Regions from separate parts of the Homo sapiens genome. Here region 1 is linked to region 2. Evidence: chromatin contacts called from ENCODE Hi-C or POLR2A ChIA-PET data. All regions are on one chromosome and are shown on one strand. The core of a region is the stretch at or near the end of the contact, and the rest is flanking DNA. Distances in the headings are between cores, read along the strand shown. Region 1 overlaps NPC1 (NPC intracellular cholesterol transporter 1). Region 2 holds the start of RMC1 (regulator of MON1-CCZ1).

What was found. A loop is a pair of places that touch in the nucleus more often than their neighbours do. ChIA-PET counts read pairs that join two places held with the same protein, here RNA polymerase II (POLR2A). Pooled maps may share reads with other maps.
Region 1: a loop to region 2 is called in a map of naive thymus-derived CD4-positive, alpha-beta T cell, with 4 times the contacts of the local background. The contact joins the enhancer-like site here to the promoter of RMC1 in region 2. A Hi-C loop is called at or near these places in 2 of 168 maps with a recorded cell type or tissue (HepG2 and naive thymus-derived CD4-positive, alpha-beta T cell) and 9 of 50 pooled maps. POLR2A ChIA-PET finds 5 or more read pairs at or near these places in 9 of 52 experiments (CD4-positive, alpha-beta memory T cell, GM10248, IMR-90 and 5 more).

The regions. Positions count from the first base shown.
Region 1 is chr18:23,539,786-23,544,442 of GRCh38, reverse strand. It overlaps NPC1 (NPC intracellular cholesterol transporter 1), which reads left to right. Exons shown (of 25, transcript NM_000271.5): 13 at 1-99; 14 at 874-988; 15 at 3,010-3,137; 16 at 3,235-3,375; 17 at 3,906-3,995; 18 at 4,442-4,632. Among named protein-coding and RNA genes, the nearest start is that of RMC1, 39 kb to the right of the region's middle. RefSeq lists an enhancer at 2,116-2,165. Within about 2 kb of position 3,407, at least 9 of the 41 ENCODE cell types and tissues checked have a DNase peak (open chromatin) inside an H3K27ac peak, as active enhancers do.
Region 2 is chr18:23,500,598-23,507,059 of GRCh38, reverse strand. RMC1 (regulator of MON1-CCZ1) reads right to left here and starts at 3,549. Exons shown (of 20, transcript NM_013326.5): 1 at 3,340-3,549; 2 at 2,613-2,689; 3 at 6-90. The coding sequence starts at 3,441. It also overlaps a transcript of NPC1 not described here. RefSeq lists enhancers at 1,089-1,592, 2,838-2,937 and a silencer at 3,188-3,837.

The sequences.
Region 1 (4,657 bases), core at 2,158-4,657, 38 kb before region 2:
ATTGGGTTGCCCTTGACCCTCATTGTGATTGAAGTCATCCCGTTCCTGGTGCTGGCTGTTGGAGTGGACAACATCTTCATTCTGGTGCAGGCCTACCAGGTATACTTCCATATTCTCACAGGGCTCAGCATCTGTTCAAGTTTCAGGGACTGTGAATGGCTCCTGGGCTCCGCATTCGTGAGTGTGACCTGTGAGGGTGTTTTGTTTCCTTTCCCTGTGTGGCTCATCGGTCGTCTTGACTTGCTGTGGACATCTTAGGACCAAGAATTTCACCCCTCTTTTTGGTTGTTGAAATAGTAGATATAAAGTAAGAATTGTGTTTTAAATTGTATCTTTAAATAGTGTCTTTTAATAGTATCTTTTCATTTTAAATAGTATCATGTGTACAAGAAGGGCTAACACACTTTTGGAAAAGATTTTGGGTACGACTGCTGTTAAAATGATGTTCAGCATAGTATAGAATGTTAGATTCATTTTGCCCAAAGGTGCCACTAAAAAGGCAAAAGGTCAACACGTGTCCCGCTGCTGTAGAAGGTGGTCTCAGTCGTCCTGTAGACCCGACGTGGGCGGAGACTCAGTGCACGTGAGAGTGATGTTCACTGGTCCAGTCCCCTGCCGCCTGTGTTCCGAGTGTTTTCCTGATAATGTGGCTGGCTCAGCTTTCCCTTTAGTTTCTCACTTGGTACCTAGCTCTGTAGTGCAGAAATACTCTGAGAACATTGGAGTCCCCCACCGAAGTTTATATGCTTAGAAGACACTGCTAATCGTCTACTAATCATTTATTTTTACCCTTGAGTTAACACAAGGCAGCAAGAAATGGCGTTGTTATTGAGAAATTTTAATGTCGCATAATTTTTTTTTTTTTTTTTTAAGAGAGATGAACGTCTTCAAGGGGAAACCCTGGATCAGCAGCTGGGCAGGGTCCTAGGAGAAGTGGCTCCCAGTATGTTCCTGTCATCCTTTTCTGAGACTGTAGCATTTTTCTTAGGTAATTATGCTTTCAATCCTACCAGTCCTGTAGTCTGCTGAGCCTGGAGAAAGAAGGAGCTGGCTACCTGAACATGTCCCTTTGTGTTGCTTCCTTTTTTTTTTTTTCTTTTTTTTTTTTTTCTCTGAGACGGAGTCTCACTCTGCCACCCAGGCTGGAGTGCAGTGGTGCAATCTCGGCTCACTGCAGCCTCCGCCTCCCGGGTTCAAGCGATTTTCCTGCCTCAGCCTCCCAAATAGCTGGGATTAAAGGCACGTACCACCATGCCCAGTTAATTTTTTGCATTTTTAATAGAGATGGGGTTTCACCATGTTGGCCAGGCTGGTCTCGAACTCCTGACCTCAGGTGATGTACCTGCCTCGGCCTCCCAAAGTGCTGAGATTACAGGCGTGAGCCCCCGTGCCCAGCCCGTGTTGTCTCCTTTTTTTAAGCTTTGTTCTGCACTGGGAAAGTATCACTGGACCACAGAAAAATTGGCAGCAGTAACTTAGGTGTGATTTTGCAAGTGGCTTCCTTCTCATTTAACTGTCAGGACAGCATTGATGTTGGGGTTCAGGGTGAAAGAGACCTAGAGTTCGTCTTGCCACTTTCCCCTTTTAGTAGCCACTGGGAATGTTGATAGTTGAAAATGGCATCCTTGAGTAGCCACTGAATCCTTCTCCACATGACACTCTAAGCAGCAGCTCCCAAATCCACAGGCACTCGCTTACAAGATGTTTGCCGTTGTTTTCAAAGGCAGTCTTTCTCTTCTGTGCACACAACTCATTGGGGAAGCAGCCTTGTTAATGACCAGAAGCTCTTGACTCACCACATTACAAGGAGCCAGAATAAGCTGGAACAAAGTCAGCACTTCTGTGTTTCTTTCACATAGAGAATCATCAAATAGACCCACTAGTGGGGCTGTCTGCCCCATGTCTGAAGTGTAGTAAGAGCAAAGTGACTCTGTCCACTATAGGGGAGGCTGGACTGGAATCACTCAGTCCAAAGAAGACCATCCACGGGCCACAAACTGCAATGCCTACATGGCTGGGAGGTCAGCTTAATCAGGGCCATTGTAAGGTCATTGTAGGTGGTAGTCTTTCACCACAGATACACTGCTAGCTTGTTATTCTTCATCTCCACAAAGCCATGTGCTTTTGAAACCTGTAGCCCTGTAGTTCCTTTTGACAAACACAGGTGCAGAAAAAAAAAAAAAAAAGAAAAAACTTTCTTTTTTTCACTACTATTATAAGAAAACCAGTGCAAGTGTGATGATAATAGCAGCAGAGACTGTGCCTCAAGGTTGGAGTGACCTTGGGACAGTAGGAGTGAGTAGGGATTGTGGCACCCCAACTGCACGTGTCCTATCTAAAAAGACAGTTATGTGTGTGGCCAACCCAGTGCTACAAGGTCTGTGTTGTTGTTGTTGTTTTTCTTCCAAGCAAAGCTGTGAATCTAGATTTTTGTGTAAAATGCCATTGTTAAATATTGGCAACTTATAAAAAAAAGTTTTTTAATCTTAAGATGGGTTGATACAGTGTGGGCTAAACAGGAACCATCTGATTCATGGGCTGCCAGTTTGCAGTTTCCAAGTCTTACCCTCATGCCTTTGATCCTCACTCGATTGTAGATTACCTCTTAACTAAACTGGGAGGCTAGTAGTGTTGATGTAATAAATGGAAAATACTGTCCATTTCTTACAGTGAAGCACAGAAAGTACTATAAGAAATGGCCTGTATTAGTGGTTCTCAAATTTTAATGTGTGTGAATTTGCTGTGAACCTGAGTATAGTAGAATTGGGGTTGAATTCCTGTCATAACTAGGATGGGGCTTCCCAAATGGTCTGGTGCTGAGTGTGCTTTGAAAAGCACTGGCTTATCACCTCCTGTCCCACTTCTGGTGTAATGTCCAGCCGCAGCATGCCTTCTCATGCGTTTGGCCTGTGCTGGCTCCTTGTATCTGTACATGCACATGAACATAAGACCTGCAGAGAGCCCCCGGCTGTAAACAGAAGTGACGCAGAGCCCTTCTCTCCCCGACAGGAGCATTGTCCGTGATGCCAGCCGTGCACACCTTCTCTCTCTTTGCGGGATTGGCAGTCTTCATTGACTTTCTTCTGCAGATTACCTGTTTCGTGAGTCTCTTGGGGTTAGACATTAAACGTCAAGAGGTAAGTTGGTGCCAGGATTATAGTCTATTTAATTTGAGTCTAGAATCTAGAGGAAGCAGCTAGCGGGTATAACCTTTGTTTCCCTCTGTCCCCTCAGAAAAATCGGCTAGACATCTTTTGCTGTGTCAGAGGTGCTGAAGATGGAACAAGCGTCCAGGCCTCAGAGAGCTGTTTGTTTCGCTTCTTCAAAAACTCCTATTCTCCACTTCTGCTAAAGGACTGGATGAGACCAATTGTGGTATGCGCTTATCTGTGGTTTTTCTCTTTCCTCTCACTGAAACAGATTATCACATGCCTTCTAAGAAGCCAGACAGCCTGGGAAGGAGATTCTTAAAGCTGTTAAAATGTATCTAAAAAAAAAGCAAAAGCAAATGTGGAACAGTAGATAAAATGTTTTTCCTGTGAGCTTTTATCAGTCCATATAAACAAGAGTTTTAAGTTTTTTATTTTGAAATAGTTTCAGATTCACAGAAAGTTGCAAAGAAACTTTTATTTTTCCTCTTAATAATGAGGAAATAGAAGCCAAGAGAGGTGAAGTGGTTTGCCCCAAGTCACTCAGCCCGTAAGTGGCAGAGTCAGGATTTGCACCCAGGAATTTGGACTCCTGGTGCTGTGGTCTCACCCACTGCCCTGTACTCCCTATTAGCCTGTCATTTAAGCTTTTCCATTTTAAAAAATCCTGCTTTTTGTGTGTGCTTAAGATTTTATTTCTGGTCGTAAGCTTATTTACTAAGCAGTCTCTGTCTTATGATTCATTTGTTGTTCCAGATAGCAATATTTGTGGGTGTTCTGTCATTCAGCATCGCAGTCCTGAACAAAGTAGATATTGGATTGGATCAGTCTCTTTCGATGCCAGATGTAAGATGACTTCCTTTTTTTTTTTTTTTTAACTTCTTTAGCTGATGATGAATACATTTTTCAAAACATGCACGTAGGTGTTTCAAGCAAGTGCCTGCTTCTAACTGCAAATGGTGACAGGGTTTCCAGGGTTAGGAGAACTGTCGCAGTGCACTGCTGGTGTGGGCTGTCTGGCATTCTGACTGAGCCCCTCTGGGCACAGCTGCAGAACACGAATAACTAGTCTTATGAGGTTACTTTATGAGATGCTCTCCTGATTGTGGGGCTAGCAGGAGGAGCACCCTGGGGCCCTGGGGGGAAGACTGGTGGTGTTAGGAATCATGAGTCCAGCTGGAGGCATCTCAGCCAGGAACCTCCTGGCACCCTCTTATTCTCCATGATCCTCGCCTTGCTTAGTTACTATCAGAGTGTTCACACTCTCTCCTATTCTTTTATCTTTCTTTCAGGACTCCTACATGGTGGATTATTTCAAATCCATCAGTCAGTACCTGCATGCGGGTCCGCCTGTGTACTTTGTCCTGGAGGAAGGGCACGACTACACTTCTTCCAAGGGGCAGAACATGGTGTGCGGCGGCATGGGCTGCAACAATGATTCCCTGGTGCAGCAGATATTTAACGCGGCGCAGCTGGACAACTAGTCAGTACCACCTTGTCTTGTACTT
Region 2 (6,462 bases), core at 2,300-4,799:
CTTACCACAGTCTTTGAGGTCCTCTGAACAGCCAATATCTTATTTTCTAAGGAAAACTTAATGCACTTCACTTCTCCTTTGTCATCCATTCTTTAAGAAGAAAGATTGTGTTAGTAGTTAAATAACCGAATTCTAGCTACTACCATTTATTGAAAAGGCAAAAGACACAATCTATATTCAGGAGGCAGCAAATTCTAGTCTAAAATTAAAATTATGTTTCGGAAGCCATCAGTAGGACCTCTTTTCAAACTACCAAATCCAACTGGAAAGAACTTGCTGGGAAACTTACAGTATTATGGGTAACAAGTGATTGAAGAATTCAGATCACACACACATATCACCTGAGAATTGTTCCAACATAAATAACTATAGACCCGCTCAGGAGCCTTCTCCGTAACTGCTGTTTCTCTCTCACAGCAAAGCTTCTGGAAAGAACTATCTACTTGTGCATCTCACAGCACATTCATTATGCAACCCAGATGGCTCCACTACAGTGTCTCATGACCGCCTCAGACAGATGTTAAAAAGTGAACTCAGCTGGGCACAGCGGCCTACACCTGTAATCCCAGCACTGTGAGAGGATGAAGCAGGAGGATCACAGGAATTCGAGACCAGCCTCAGCAACACAGTGAGACCCCGTCTCTATTCCAATACATACATTTTTTAAATTAAAAATTCATTTAAAAAAAAAAAACTCAAGGGATGGATTACAGAAGGGCCCAAGGAAACTTTTCGGGGTCTGAACATGTTCATTGCCTTGATTGTGGTGATGGTTTCATGGGTGTATACATGTCAAAACTCACATATTGCATAATATTAAGTGTGTACAGTTTATTATGTGTCAACTATGCCTCAATAAAGCTGCTTTTAAAAATCTTTTTTTTTTTTTTTTTGAGACGGAGTCTTGCTCTGTTGCCCAGGCTACAGTGCAGTGGCATGATCTCGGCTCACTGCAACCTCTGCCTCTCGGGTTCACGTGATTCTCCTGCCTCAGCGTTCCGAGTAGCTGGGATTACAGGCACGTGCCACCACACCTGGCTAATTTTTGTATTTTTAGTAGAGACAGGGTTTCACCATGCTGGCCAGGCTGGTCTCGAACTCCTGATCTCAAGTGATCCACCCGCCTCGGCCTCCCAAAGTGCTGGGATTACAGGCATGAGCCACCGCGCCCAGTCTAAAAACTCTTTTTAAGTTAAATTCAGTACCTTCCCCCCACCCACAAACTTCTTAGAGCCCCCAATCTAGATTATCACGGGCTCACTCGTTTTCCACACCCAACCGACCCCCGGGTCTTACGAGAGACCCATCTTCCTAAGTATCCCTTGATTGCCTATGCAATGCCACTCTACACCACCAGAGCGCTGCTCTTCACCACACATGGCTCGCTGATTGCTACTCTCCATAGCATCCCTAACTCTGACAGGCTCCCAACTAAGCCAGCCTCCGTGCTGTGAACAGCATGATCTTGCCAAACACTGACATGATCATCCCACACCCCACCTGATAAGTTTCAATAAGAAGATAAAGCTCTAATTTCATAGGAGAATATGTAAGGTTCAAGCTGGCCCCTGCCAGTGGCCACACCACCACCATTTCCCCTTCCCTGTGGAGACACCCTATGTAACCTTCAGTTACACAGACCCAGAGTTCCCCAAAACACCATGCTCGAACCCCATCCATACTTTAAAACCTTGCTCAGGCCGGGTGCAGCGGCTCATGCCTGTAATCCTAGCACTGTGGGAGTCTGAGGCGGGCGGATCGTTTTGAGGTCAGGAGTTCGAAACCAGCCTGGCCAACACGGTGAAACCCCATCTCTACTAAAAATACAAAAAAAATTAGCCGGGCGTGGTGGTGGGCGCCTCTAATCCCAGCTACTTGGGAAGCTGAAGCAGGAGAATCACTTGAACCTGGGAGGCGGAGGTTGCAGTCAGCCAAGATCGCACCACTGCACTCCACCCTGGGGAACAGAGGGAGGCTCCCTCTCAAAAAAGGACAGTTTCTCATTAACACAGACCAACAGTAAAATTTTTTAAGTCACTACTGAATTGAGGGCCTACATTATACTTTCACCTTCTGTAAGCACCAGTGTTACAGTGGCCAGATAGCTTATCATCCAAATCGAGACACTTCTGAAAGTGAAAGGCCCTGCTGTTGATCATTAAACCTGTTCAACAGTGCGAACTGGGACTATGCAGTCACCTTAAGTATAGTGGAAGCCATGATTTTCTTGTATTATTACATGAGAAACAATGAATCTCCTCCACCTGCCACTCTGGAAAGACCTGGGCTAAAGAAATGAACGCCCTCCTCTGTGAACAAACCAGAAATGGGCACATCATCACGCTGACTTGTTAATTTCCAGTGCTAGGAAGTGGCTGCCCCACTTTTGAAGTATTTGGCTCCCAAATCAACTGCTCCAGATATTCCACTCTGACAAGAGGTGCTAGTAAGTGCCACGAAGACCCTCCCTACAGACAGGAATTCCATGTGCGCACACAGACTTCAGGCCTCTTAGGGCAGACCAAATGACAAAATTATAAAAAACCATTTGAATTAGAAAAACATCATTCTGTTTACATGACAAAATGATCTGAAAGTGTCTATACCATTACCTAAATGAGATGGGATTCCTATCATCTGGGCCTTTAACTACCACGCCAGTAGCTCCACCAGATCGAACAGCAAAAACCTGAGAGGGAAAAGCAGCAAGGTTAACAGCCTGAACTCTGAAAGGATCTAAACTCAGAAGCCAACCCGCAAGCGATTATTTCTGTTATACACCACCCTGGGTTCAACTAAAGTAACACGGCACATATCAAGGTACAGATGTTTGGCTGCTCAGGTGAATTTTAAAAACCAAGAGCAGAGAGCGAAAAGGATGCCACCGTGACACCGGGTCGGGTTCCCGAGGCTCCAAGTTCTAACACCGGTTCGCGCATCGGCGCCGCTGATACGCCTGAAGTACAGTCTTTTCCCCCTTTACAAAATTTCAAGGAAAATGAAAATCTCGACGTCTAAACCCTTGACTACGAGTGTAACTAATGACAAACACAACAAAAGAAGCCTAGATAAGACGGGCGCGCCAACAATTGAGACACTGGCCACGGGGCCACTGCATCCGCGCAGCTGGCTCGGGGGTCCAGCCCCGAGGTCACCTGCGAGGACACCTGGCCGCGGCTGAGCCCACCCAACAAGGAAGGAGCGCGCGCCGCCTCCCGCGCTGGGACGGGACGGGACAGGACAGGAGGGGACGCTCGGGCCTGGTCGCGCGGGACCGGCCTTGGCGCGCCCACGACCCCGGCAGGGCCGCGCGGGGGAGGAAGCGCGGGCGCGCCGGACCTGCTTGTTGGCCTCATCGAAGAAGACGCAGTTGACAGGGTTCGCCTTCTCGAACTGCACCGGCCGCTCGCACAGCTCCAGATAGTAGTCCTCCTCGCCCATGGCGGGCGCCGCGCCCGCGGCGGGGGCCCCGGGGGCGGTCGCCAGAGTGGAGCAGGATGCGCGGTGGAGCCCGGCCCGGACTGTAGCGGCGGCTGCGGCTGCGGCTCTGGGCCCGGCGCGGACGCCGCTTCCTGGTGCCACGCCCCCACCCCGCCCACCACGTGACCCGCGGCCCTCTGCGCTTAAACGGGCAGCGTCTGGCTGCGGTGGGGCCCACCGGCCTTAACCACGCCCCGCCCGGCGCTGGAGGCTCCTCCCCTCTCCCCGAGGGCGGTCGGAACGCGGCGGCGTGACCCGGAAGCCCGCGTGGTTCCCCGCGGACCGAGGGCGGCGTAGCCGCCAACCCTACCCTGCTGCGAGTTCCTGTGCCCGGCTCGGTCGCCCCTGCCCCAACCTGTACCCCCGCGTGGGACCGCTCCCGGTCTAGGAAAGGCTCCTCCTTGCTTTCGGGAGGATTTCCCAAGTGCCTCCCGCGCCAGAGTTCCAGCCTCTGGGAGCTTCGTCAGGGAGAAGGGGCTGAAGGCTCACTGAGCAGGTGTAGGGGCGCCAGAGACCGTCTCCAGTCCCCTCAGCGCTTCTGCGGGCTCTTCCGCTGGAGCCAGAAACCGAATTGACAAGAGGCAGATAAACAAAAGAAAAGCATACACACTTTATTAGTTTTTCATGGGGACCTTCAAAAGAGAGTGAGGTCTGAAGAAGTGGCCACAGCAAGATGCTTTTATACTTTTTAGACAAAGAATGATGCATTTGAGAAGAAAGCACAAAAGGCATCTGGCTGGGGCGATACATTTCTAAGAGAGTCACTAGGAGAAATATTGGGGAGGGTGTAAAATTAGTGGAAGGTAAGTGTTACTTGGGAAGTTCATTTATTCAGGTCCATTGCAGCCCCAACTCCCAGTCTCTGGTGATAAGGGCTATTTTCTGACCCGGGTACAGAGAGGGTGCCACTCCCAGAGGAATCTTTACTGCTTATTCCCTGTAGGAAACGACAGGTCATCTAGCCCTTTCTGAAACTACAATTTCTCCGGTGTTTTTAGCTCAAAATAATATACCAATTTTTGGACATATTTTGGGATAGCACATCCTTCACTCCTTGCTAGTAACAGGGAAACCTAATATAGATTGTGGGTCAGCAAGCCTTTTTACTTGATAAGAAACATGAAATTTACCATGTTAGCCCCTCTTTTTTTGTTTGTTTCAGAGACAGAGTGTCTCTGTGCCCAGGCTGGAGAGCAGTGATGCGAACACGGCTCACTGCAGTCTCAACCTCCCATCTCAGCCTCACAAGTAGCTGGGACCACGGGTGCATGCCACCACACCTGGCTCATTTTTTTATTATTATGCTTTGTAGAGACAGCGTTCTCTGTTGCCCAGGCTGGTCTCAGACTCCTGGCCTCAAGTGATTCTCTCGCTGACCGTGCTCAGCCCCCATGTTAACCCTTTATTTTTATTGTTTATTTTATTTTATTTTGAGACGGAATTTCGTTCTTGTTGCCCAGGCTGGAGTGCAATGGCCCTGTCTCGGTTCACTGCAACCTCCACCTCCCGGGTTCAAGCGATTCTCCCGCATCAGCCTCCCAAGTAGCTGGGATTACAGGCACCTGCCACCATGCCCAGCTAATTTTTTTGTGTGTATTTTTAGCAGAGACCGGGTTTCACCATGTTGGCCAGGCTGGTCTCCAACTCCTAACCTCAGGTGATCTGCCCACCTTGGCCTCCCACAGTGATGAGATTACAGGCATGAGCCACCGCGCCCGGCCCCGTGTTAACCCTTTTTGAGGTGTTCAGTAGTATCAGGCATATTCACATTATTGTGAAATACGTTTCCAGAAACTTTTTATCTTGCAAATCTGATTCTGTCCCTAAATTTGACTACTCTAAGTATCTCATATAAGTGGATTTTATAGTATTTGTCCATTAGTGTCTGGCTTCTTTTGCTTAGCAAAATATCCTCAAGGTTCATCCATGTAGCATGTGTCAGGATTTCCTTCCTTCATTAAGGCCGAAAAAGATTCCATTTTATGTATATAGCACATTTTGTTTATCCATTCGTCTGTTGATGGGCATGTGGGTTGTTCCCACCTTTGGCTGTTGTGAATAAAGCTATGCAAATATCTGTTCAATATTCTGTTTTTAATTCTTTTGGGTCTATACCCAAAAGTTGGATTACTGGATCATATGGTAGTTCTATTTCTCAGAGAGCTATTTTTGAGTGGCTTTGATGTCTGAGCCCAGGAGTTTGGTTTGGAGCATGTGAATCCAAGGAGAAATGACATCTAGGCAGATGGATATATTGGTCTGAAACTCATCAGAGGAGTGACAAGACTGGAAATGTAAGACTTCTACACTCAGCCTCACCCACCCAGGCCCATGTCACACATGGAAAAACCGATAACTCCAGAACCCTGCTCTCCAGCCACACAGTGCCATCCCTGCAGCTGGCTTGTTTAGCTGCTCCCTGTGACTCTTCCTCAACATCACCAGTTTGCCCTGTCATTGTTCTGTCCTCTCTACCCAAGTCTATCTGCCCTCTCCTCTCTTCCCTTCCCTCCTCATCAGCTTTGATTTCATTTCTCTGCATTCCAGTTATTTTTTGCCATTACCTTCAACATCCTTGCTGCACTGTTCTTGTCTGGCAGAGCCTCAGTCCTGGATGAACTCAGCCACCTGCTTTCCCAGTACCTACTGCTGGAGGGGTCACACAACAGGACAGAGGGCACTGCGGGAAATTCAAATGGGCCCTCAGCCCTGCCTGGCTGTCCCAGTCATTGTCTCTCCTGTTCTCTGCAAGGATATTTTCAGGCCTTCTTCACACTCCTCAGACTGTCTCGCCCCTATTTCCATGAACATCGAGGACTTCAGATGGAAACTGGGCTTCATACCAGTTGTGCAGCGCACCACGGCTGTCCTTCTAGAAAACGGTCCATCCTGCCCAAGGCCAAACCCTGTTTTTATTTATTTATTTATTTATTTATTTGATGGAGTTTTGCTCTTGTTCCTCTTGTTGCCCAGGCTGGAGTG